Regions from separate parts of the Mus musculus genome. Here region 1 is linked to region 2. The links are chromatin loops, found by intact Hi-C in ENCODE. Cell type or tissue: heart. All regions are shown on one strand. Links, peaks and the distances in the headings refer to the core of each region. The heading gives the core; the rest is flanking DNA. Region 1 holds the start of Thbs1 (thrombospondin 1). Region 2 has its middle 70 kb from the start of Gm32210.

Region 1 (5,381 bases), core at 128-5,127, 480 kb before region 2:
AGACGTGGTTTAATGCTGGGCGTGGGGGTGGGGCGGCCAGTCTGAGTTTGCTTGTGGTGAACGCTCAGAAAGTTTAAAAGAACTTAAGATCATCCTGCCAAACTATCACAGAGACATAAATTGCCGAACAACTTCAAAATCTTAATTGTGTCTTCTGCCAACTGGAGCATTTTACAAAGAATCCAGTTTTCAGGCTGCTTGGGGTACACAGGAAATGGAATTTGATCCCAAGTCTGGAGGACATGATACTCTCCAGTGACAAAGAGTTAATGTGGGCGTTCAAAGCCACGCTTGTAAGAAAAAAAAATATCTGAAAGTTAAGGCAAGTAAGGAGTCCCAGAGGCACATGACTGGACTGTTATTCATGTCTTGCCTTAGATCCATACTGAAAGCACCCAGAACACCCTGCCCAGGGACTCAAATACTGACAAAGTATCCTTTTCATGCCCTATTAAAACTGCTAGGTACATTTGATACAAGTTACTTTCCTAAGGGCACAGGGAGTACCCCATTCTGAAACAGGCTGAGTGTAATAGGAAAACCATTTCTTATCTCTCCTGATAGCTTTGAAAGCATGGGTCCCAGGTCCTGGCACCATTACAACTTATTTCTTATTAGGAACAAAATTTCTCGGGTCCCTATCAAATCTGAAACCCTGGAGTTTTGGGTCATCTGTAATATGATTTAACCAACCTTCTGGGGGTGTCTGTTCCTCTTTACATTTGAGAATCATTTTTAGTCTACCGATATTAATTCCACATAGCCCTTGTGACAGGTAAGAAGATTTACCTGAAAATTGTCATTGACATCTCCCTTTGCAACTCGGAGCCTGGCAACGCTGGCCAGATCCCTGGTGAAGATGCTCTGGATGGGTACATCCAGCTCCGCGCTCTCCATCTTATCACAGTCTATGTAGAGTTGAGCCCGGTCCTCTTGAACAAACAGCGTGATGCTCTTCCACTGGCCAGTGGCCAGGAGAGCTTCCTCCACTGACACCACTTGTTGCTTCCCTGGCAGGCTCAGGCTCAGGTCCAGGGTGCCAGCTTTGCCGTTGGAGACCACACTGAAGATCTGGCCAGTGTTGTCTTTCCGTTCCACAGCCAGGAGTGTGCCCCGGGTCTTCTTCATCTGCCTCAAGGAAGCCAGGAAGATGAAGCCTTTGTCGGCCCACACAGCGTCCAGTAGGTCTTGGAACTTGTCATCCGGCACAGCGGGGATCAGGTTGGCATTCTCAATGCGGAAGGCGGGGCTGGATAGATCTTGGCCCTTCACCAGTCGGCGACCGGGGCCCCTTCGTGCACCTCCAATGAGTTCAAAGATGTCAAACACACCGTTATCTCCCCCAGACTCTGTAAGGAGAGAGAAGACAATCGGCTTTCTAGGCTAGGTATAAGGGGGTAAAGTTCTGGCTGTGAGGAGCCAAGGTGGGAACTCGTGACAATAATGGCAATTATGGAAAGCTGAGCGAGGGAAGCTGCATCCTTATCAGGAGATAAGGACTCCAAGGAAACACAGGAGCTATCGAGAGAGAGAGAGAGAGAGAGAGAGAGAGAGAGAGAGAGAGAGAGAGAGGAGAAGGGGGAGGAAAATGAATATATCACAAACTCACCTGGAATGCGGTTGCTTCCACACATATGCAACAGGAACAGGACACCTAGTCCCCGCAGGAGCTCCATGGTGGAGCCTTTGTGCCCAACACGGAGCCTGTAGCAAGAAGCACAGGAGGCCAGAGTCAGAGACCAGGAAGCAAGGTGGAAGGGCAGAGGTGTGTGTGTGTGTGTGTGTGTGTGTGTGTGTGTGTGTGTGTGTGTGTTTCTTCTTTTGCCCCATATGTGCTGAAAAAGAAGGGTTTACTTTCCAAACGGTATCCAGTATAAAAAGAGCGCCAGAGGCAGGGGGATTGTTGGAGTTCCAGGATAAAGGGTATAAAGTGACTTGGGTCCGTCCCCTCCCCCCCGCCCCTTTAGACAAGATTACAGAATGTATTTTGGATGGCGACAGTCAGGGGTAACCTGGAGACTACTGGGGAGAAAATCTTGGGGTGTCTTGGAGGTATAGTTTGTGAACCCGAAGGCTGAAGAGAACCAGCTCCGGAAAGTTCTTTCCAGGGGATAGACGGGGCAGGATAAAGGAGTTAGGAAAACCAGAAGGGGAAGAGTAGGAGATGAGGAGTAGCGCTGATCATCTGCAGCCTGGGGCTTTGAGGTGGCCGGCCAGGTGCTCCGCAGAGGCGGGAGGTTTACCTGTGTGCACCGGGGCTCAGTAACCCGGAGAGGTGGCAAAGGTGAAGTGAAGGACAAGGACGCTGAGTCCGGTGAAGACGCTGAGACTGCCGGTGCGCCGGGAGAGACCGTGGCAGAACTGGATAGCAGCTTCGCGATTGCCTGCAGAAGTCCGATGAGGCTGGCTGACTCCAGGCAGTGGCTGGCTTGACTGAGGAGCCCAGGACCTTTTAAAGAGGCAGGAAGCAGGGAGGGGGGAGGGTTCTCGGGGGCGGGGGCGGGGGACGGGGACGGACGGGTTCATTTCTCCGCCCCCTGCTGCTTGGCGCACAGCTCTCGGGCTGAAAGTGAAGGGGGAGACTCCGATCCCGCACAGGAGCCCTGGAACTTGTCAGAAAAATAGGTCTCCGCCCACGCAGCCTTGGCGTACTCAGCCTTTAGCGCTTAGGATCTTGCGCCATGTGAACTGGAGACGTTCTGCATGAGAGTCCCCAGACGCGATGCTTCTTTGGGGACCACCTAAGACCCTTTAGGGAGGCTTTCATTAAAGCACATCTCCTTGAATAATTCCATGACAGAGACGCTTGGGGATCGAGACAGTCTGGTTTAAAAATAAAAGAGGGCAAAAGGTTGGACCCCTTAAAGGAAGCTGCCTCCTGAGTCAATCCTGGTGGGTGGGGGATCCCATGTCATCTATACTTTGCGCTTCACTCCTGTCCCGCACGCCTGCCTTCCGTCTGACTCACTAAGGGTGTCAGCACGGTGTTGCACAGGGCCAGCAGGACCGTGCACGGAGGTCGCCTTCCGACTCACTGTCCAAGTCGAGAGTTTTTTCCCCAGTTCTACTTTGCTTCCTCAGATGGCCGCTTGGGGGCGGTATATGTATTCTGATTTAGGGGATCCTTTCGGAGAGTTTTTAGCGGCATTTTAAGGAAGCGAATTTATATCCCGCTCCCTCAAGGCAAAATTGAAATTGTGTCTTGAAAAACAATTTTGTGCCCACTCGTGTTTCTTAACGTGACTCCCGATAGGAGAATTTGCTGAACCATCTGGCTCCAGGATCTTACACTATTTACAGAACGGACCCGTAGAGTTATAAATTACTCTCTACCTATTATTTTATTTCCCATCTTTCTCCCTAAACAGTTTTTTTTTCATTTTTTCGGCTCCCAAAACCGAGGTGTGGTTTACATTTCTGTGGGTATACACTTTTCCATCAGTAGACTGCTGCCTGATCCTTTGTCTCTGAAGTCTGGTCTCAATGCCATCGGTCCGGAGCCAAGATGACTCCAGCTGCCTGGAATTCCATTCATCTCTTTGGGAAGGGACGTCAGCGGCGGCGATGCTTCTCCAGCTGTGGCCCTGCGTGAGCAGGCTTGGCTCTGAGTCCAGGGATCCAGGTAAAAGCATCACCAAATAAGGATCTTGGCAGAATCAGGGCGGGGCCGGCTGAGGGACAGCTGGGGCTCCCTCCCCTTATCAGTTACACCTGGCTGGACTCCCAAACCTTGGAAACACCCAGGACTTTATGCTCATCACACAGCAATTTCACTTTCCTTGTGTGGGAGGGAGTGTTCGGTGACAAGGTGTGTGAGTGTGCGTGGTATGTGTGCGTACACGCAAGGAGGGGCTTACAGAGTGTTTCCTAGTTACTCCGGGTACACAGCTACACAGCCAGTGCCTCTTGTAGATAAGTACGTTCCCAAGATGTGTTTGTTTATTAGACTTCAGATACTCAGAGCCAGCAGTAAAAGTTTCTACTGGTTGATTAGTCAAGTTAGATTCCTGCCCTTGAAGTCACAGGCCCTGACTCAGCCACTGAATCTGAAGATTCGGGATCATCAGGCAGGCTTGCTCTTCGCTTCCAGTTCCTTCCGCAGGTCCTCTTTGCTTTGTGGAAGGCGATTGCTTTAAATATCCTGCTCAGCACTAATTCTTCCTGCAGGAACCTTTGGGACTGCCCTGGGAGGGCTGGTCTTGAGACCCTCTTTCCTCATGAGTTTTGTACCACAGAGGTGAATGTCAGCGGCCCACAGACAAGAGCTTCTCTCCTTGTGTAAAGCCACCAACTTCCCTAGGCCCAGCTACACCTTGCTGATGGATCAGGAGCAATCAGGGTCTGCCCCTTTGGGCCATGTGCTGTCCAGACTGAGGGGGTGTGGACAGTTTGTAACTTGGCTCCTTTCAACAACACAATACAAGTTTTGACCTCCTCCACACCTTTCAGATAAGGCATTATGGGAGAGCTTTGTTGTACTGAAAGCTGGCAGTGGCCTAGGAGATGTTGAATACAAACATAGAGTCTTTCCCTAAACACAGCATGACAATCCAGCTGTCCTGGTTTGCAGGAGATGAGGTTCCTAGGCAGCTATGAGGTCTCACCCATATTCCCAATCACCACCACCCAAAGTCCCGATCATCATGTGCTGTGAGCAGATGACAGAAATTCAGCACACTCTTGGGATGTTGTAGAGAAGCAAGGGAAAAAGCAGGAGTTACTATCTTTAGTAGGGAGAATACAGTCTGTCTGTGTGAGTTCATATGTGTGTGTGTGTATATGTGCATGTGTATGTGTTTATGTGTGTGTTTGTGTATGTGTGTGTATGTGCATATGAGCATGTGTGCATGTATATGTTTGCCTGTGTGTACGCTACCCCCTTCTTGTGTGTGTGTGTCTCCTCAGTGAGTGCAAGCATGGATCCCCTCCTGCTTCTATACCTTATGTCTATTATTTTCACTTGTCTTCCATCCACCCTTCCTGTTAGGCCTCATGGTCCTCTGTCATAAATCCTACTTTCGTGCCCTCTCCCATTTAAATATAGATTGTGCATACTAGAGAAACTGTGACATTTGTCTTTCTAAGCCTGTCTTATCTCACTTAACATAATGATCTCTAGTTGCATCCATTTTCCCACAAATGTCATAACTTCATTATTCTTTATGGCTGAATAAAACTCTTTTGTGTATATTTTCTTCATTTCCTTTTTCCATTTGACAGTTGGTGGGCTTCTAGCCTGCTTCTATATCTTGGATATTAAAGAGGATAGTTTCAAGCTACTAAACCTACCAACCCTAAGGGCCAGACTGCCTCCTGGTGTCTTTATGACACGTGCTTATTGTTTAATCTCATTTGCTCTTGTTTTCTGTTGCTCAGGACTG
Region 2 (5,381 bases), core at 206-5,205:
GCAAATAAAATGTGCTGTTAGAAAACAGAGTGCTGGCCAGGATTATGGAGTTAAAACATGGTTTTACTAGAAAGGGGCATGAAGAATCTTGCTGGTATAGAAGTATTTCACATCTTGATTCATTTTAAGGGTTACTCAGATGTGTGTATTTATCAGAACTCTCCAAATACATGTGGATTTCACTACACAGGTGTTACATGTGAGTCAAAGGGAAAAACAATTTACATGAACGTGCACACATATGCACACACACACATACTCTTATTCTTCTTTCCCGTAATGCATTCGAGAAATACTATAAATATCTAGAAATCAGCACTTAGATCATATCTTACTCAAATAGTAACCATTTGCAAATGAACATTTGAAAGAATGACTTTCATCTGTGTGCATAGACCTATCTCTCTCTCTCTCTCTCTCTCTCTCTCTCTCTCTCTCTCTCTCTCTCTCTCTCTCTCTCCCTCTCTCTCCACATGTGTGCGTGCACACATGCACATGTGTATGAGACTGGTCTGGGACCAGAAGAGGGCATCAGATCCCCTGGAGCTGGAGTCACAGGCAGTTTCAAGGCACCTGACATGGAGCTGGGAAACAAACGTGGATTCTCTGTAAGACTTCGGTCTTAACTACTGAGCCTTATCTCCAGTCCCTGCACGCATATTTTAAAATAATGTATAAGAAGCTACTAATAGTATATGCTCCTCTGAAAGTCATGCTGATAAGAGTGAGGTGGTTTGATAGCAACCATTTAATTTACAAAGAAAAGAGCATCAAGCACTCTTAACATATTCCTTACAGTTCTGAGTACATTTTACACACATCTGAGACACACACAAACTTCTTTCATATTTTTAAATTTCCAAATCTTAGACAATTTTGAATTAAACTGCCTGGCAATGGGAAGAAACCCATTTATCTTTGTTGAATAAATTGTTGTTGTTGTTTTTTTTTAATTTCAATCTGTTGCAGTTTTCACAACTTTAGGAACTCATTAGCTTATTCAGAGTGTGCCAAAGGCTGGTCTAAAATTTTCACAGCATGGGCAAATGGTAAAATCAGCTCTCATCCATAGAGACCATTCTGCTGACCTTCTCAATAGCTGTGCAGAGAAAGATGGCACTTCACCTCCGAACGAATGCAGCCGAGCCAGGGAGATGAGCTCATTTGTCAAGGTTTGTTATCAATTAGCAAGTTTAGAATTGGGAGCCTTCCATAAAATTTTCTCTTTCTCCCTCTCTCCTCCCTCCTTTCCTCCTCCCCTTCCCTCCTCCTCGTTCTCTGCCTCTTCCTCCTCCCCTCTTCTTCCCATCTCCCATCTCTCTGTAGTGGAGACTGAACTCAGCACTTCAGTCATCTCATGCAAATTCTTTACCACTGAGCTTTTAGACACTAAGGCAATGGTTCTCAACCTTTGGGTCATGACCGCCTTCGCAGAGACCACCTAAGATCGTTTAAATTTCAGATATTTACATTATGATTCAAAATAGTAGCAAAATTACAGTTATAAAGTAGCAACAAAAATAACATTATGGTTGGTGGTCACTACAACATGAGGAGCTGTATTAAGAGGTTGTAGCATTAGGAAGGTTGAGTACCACTGTTCTAAAGGAAGATTAGGTCATTAAATTGTTTCACCTTTGAGGTTATTATTGATAGAGCCACAGTAAAATAGTGATTCTTTCCTTCTGTAAAGCTATGAATTCTGGATTCATCCACAATTTTCTTTCTTGTGGTACTAGGGATTGAAGCCAGGGCTTCACAGATGCTAGGCATGTATGCTACCACTAAGCTATGTCCCTAGTCACTAAAAAACTTATTTACAGATGTGCAATTTTTATGATACTTTCCCTTGTGTCACATGGCTCAAATATTGATAAAGGGGAACAGTGAATAAAACTGGTACTTTTACAAGGCAAATGAGGGGTTGGAGATGTGACTCGGCTATTACAAGTACCGGCTGCTCTTCCATAGGACCTAAGTTTGGTTTCCAGCACCCAGACCAGGTGCCTTACAACCAAAGATAATTCTAGCTTCAGGGAGATTGAATCAGCCTCTAGTCTCCACCAACACACACCCCCACACAAACATACACATAGTTAAAATAATAAAAAATAAATCTAGAAGCAAATGAAGATTAAAATACAGCAGCCACTGTCTGGTCACTGGGAATTCCTAAGGAGTGGACCTAACCAGAATACTGCTCCAAGCACCAATATAGAGGAACATAAAAATGCCTGTGGAAGAAATCAGAAACGAGATGTCTGCTGAGTCATATTTTCCTAAGTATCTTTCTATGCAGCTGAAGAAATAAGATCGGGTCCAAGTCGAGCTGAAGCAGACAGCGCTTTTGATGAAAGTGTAAGGAACACAAGAGCATCCCTCTGTTGAGCATCAATGTTCATGTACCCCCATAGCCAGCCAAAAGACCATAGTAGCTGACAGATGAAAACTGAGCCCAGAAAAGACAGCATAGTGTGATGCTGTTCCCAGGACTGAGGAATTTCTTTCATTATCAGACTCTTTAATACCCCTGCCAAAGAGTTGTCAGTTTGGGTAATTAGAAAAGCCAAGAGAACAGGAGCTACAGGAAAGCAGAAAACTTATATCTGATATTTTTGCCAGATTTTGACTCCACTTTTGGCAGTAAAGTGAGTTAAAAGAATCTATACACCTCCTTTTATTAATAGGAACTCAGCATCTCCTTCTCTTTTTAAATACATGGTTAGTGGATATTTTATTATGCAGTTTGAAATGATACAGATCTCTTAGTCAAAGTCCAGCCTTGGTTGTGTTTATGCAGCATTTCTTCCTCCCTCTTCCTTTTTATACCATGTCATAATGAAAGGGGGATTATCCTGAGAAAGACAAAGAAAACCTCCCATCTCAAGCCACGTTTCTTTCCTAGTTTTACGAGACATGATCTTATTCTTTAGCCAAGGCTCACTGTAAAGTCACTGTGTAGCCCAGGCTGGCTTTGTACTCACAGTAGGTCCTCCTGAGTGCCAAGAGTGACAATGACCACACCAAGTTTAAGCCACACTTTGAAGGAGAAAGAGAGTTTGTTAGGGATGTCCTGTGGTTGACCGCTAAAATGAGGTGGATGTATATGAGTTTTAGCAATTCAGACTTAAGAGGGAACAATAGCCTAAAAGAAAAGGTTCTTGTTTAACAAGCATCTTGGGCTGTATTGGAGGTACATGCTAGAGAATAGATTTTCGTTAACAGTCATGGCTCAAAATCATACAACACACATGCCACATTCACCTATGCCCTCCACAGTATACATATCCTTAGCTCTTCTAGCTACCTGATTCAGTTTTCTATAAGAACTTCTTAAAGATAAATAAGCTCTCATGAAAAACAGAATTACAAAAATAGGCCCAGTGCAGACAAATTTTATGTCCCTTGGATTTCCCAACTGGCATGGCTTCCTTTCAAACATTAACACAACACGGCAGAAAGGTTACCAAAGAGTTCCCATTCATGTTGGGACAAAATAAAAATGTTGTGCACTTGGCATCTGCTTGACATGGAAGGTTTTGGTAGCTTTCTTTGGAGAAAGATTTCTCTGATCAACAAGATCATGGCATGCTTTGACCTGTGACACCACCTCTACTATTAAGGGTCAAAACCACAGACAACATCACGGACAAGGTAACAACTAAGATTTTTATTTTGTATATTCAGCACAGAAGTAGCAGGTATCATGACCTTGTGTATCTCCCTCTTGCTTGCTGATAGAGAAGTTCCATTGGAAACCTTGACATATAGAGAAGACATATTTGTGGGTAAAGTAAAAAAAGAAATTAACTTGGACATTTTATTTCTGAGGTTCATGAATATTGTAGTAGAGTAATTTTTCACAACAATGATTATAGGAACAAACTTGTTGGGCATTGGTTCTAATTCTTTGTTTTAATTTGGCTCTCAAAAGCCACACTTCCAGAAGCTGAGGGTCTCTGTCCCCAGCTGGTTTTAATTGTTAATAAAGAATTGATGTATGGCCAATGGCTGGGCAGGAAGATGGAGGCCCACAGGGGTCACTCCCCTGACTGAATCTGGGGCAGCAAAGGTAAAATATAGATTTAGAAAGTATTAACTAAGAATTACCAGAAGGGAGTATGTCTTAAGCACGAGGAGGCTCAGGAAGTGCCCACCCACTGAGCAAGTAAGGGTGTGTGTGTGTGTGTTTCATTCTTGAATCTAGAGCTCTTTGGTGGGTAGCTAGAAGTATGATCACCCGCCTTCCCGGGAACTAGAGCAGATTAACTATTCTCCACCACACAAACCCTTCTCTTGCATTTGAAATAACAAATTCTGTGTGTGCACATGCGCATATGTGTGTCATGTGTGTGTTGTATGTATGCTTTTGTGTCAGGGATGCTCATCTGTGTGGAGGCCAAAGGTGGATGTCAAGATGTCTATTTAATTGCTTTCCCACAATATTGTTACCTGAGTCATGGTCTCTCACTGAACCTTCAGCTGTTCAGTGAGGCCCTAGGATTGACCCCTGCTGGGATACAGGTGCGTGCTACCACACTACCCCACACGTGATTTTATATGGTTGCTGGACACCAGACTTGTGATTTCATGCTTCTACAGCAAGCACTTTATACACTGAGACATCTCCCAGAGTCCTCATGTTGCTTTGTAACTCTGCCTAGGAAATTCAACTTAAAAGTACAAATTTAAGAGGCTAGAGAGATAGCTTAGTAGTTAAAAGCAATAGCTACTCTTACAGAGGACCCAGGTTTGAGTCCCAGAACCCACACAATGGCAGGCAACTGTCTGTGACTCCATTCCCAGGAGATCCAAGATGAGGTGGTAAAACATCTATACATATAGAAAAACACAAATTTTAAAAGCCGTGTTATTCTAATTTATAAAATCAGAAACTATTTTCAACCTTTATAGTATTTTTTAAAGAAATTCAGAAGACAGGAAATGTGTTGAAACAACCGTCTGATTATTTTGCAATAATTAAGAAGAAAATGAAGCAAAATCCTGAGCTCTGTTTTCTCCATGCAGATAGACTTATAGACCTCCACTGGTGAGAGGAAGCATCAAAAATTAGGAGTTATTCCACAAACACTTTACCACACTTGGACACATTTTATAAAAATATATATTTTCTTCTTGAGACATATCTGCATTCCATTCAGCCCACTTCCTGCAGGTATTCCAGTTTTTTGATGGTCACAGATCAAATAATAATGAAATTAAGATTTATAGGAAATAAGTCGGGCAGTGGTGGTGCAGCGCTTGGGAGGTGGAGTCAGGAGGATTTCTGAGTTCAAGGCCAGCCTGGTCTACAGAGTGTGTTCCAGGACAACCAGGGCTATACAGAGAAACCCTGTCTTGAAAAACAAACCAAACCAACC

What was found. Hi-C counts contacts between places; a loop is a spot of excess contacts. Peaks named below come from ENCODE experiments on the same cell type or tissue, not always from the same donor. Only the 100,000 strongest peaks of a DNase experiment are listed, where the experiment ranks them.
Region 1: it touches region 2 in a loop (1.9-fold over the local background); 3 of 42 quality-filtered maps call a loop at or near these places.

The regions. Positions count from the first base shown.
Region 1 is chr2:118,108,938-118,114,318 of GRCm38, reverse strand. It overlaps Thbs1 (thrombospondin 1), which reads right to left and starts at 2,443. Exons shown (of 22, transcript NM_011580.4): 1 at 2,244-2,443; 2 at 1,610-1,704; 3 at 790-1,349. The coding sequence starts at 1,676. Gm13986 (predicted gene 13986) reads left to right here and starts at 3,117. Exons shown (of 10, transcript NR_126479.1): 1 at 3,117-3,622. In heart, for the core only: CTCF peaks have their summits at 2,878 and 3,086 (motif pointing right); DNase peaks (open chromatin) are centred at 1,068, 2,518, 3,058 and 3,588; H3K4me3 peaks cover 3,326 bases; H3K27ac peaks cover 3,111 bases.
Region 2 is chr2:117,632,094-117,637,474 of GRCm38, reverse strand. No RefSeq gene overlaps it. Among named protein-coding and RNA genes, the nearest start is that of Gm32210, 70 kb to the left of the region's middle. In heart, for the core only: no CTCF peak of the experiment used is centred there; no DNase peak of the experiment used is centred there.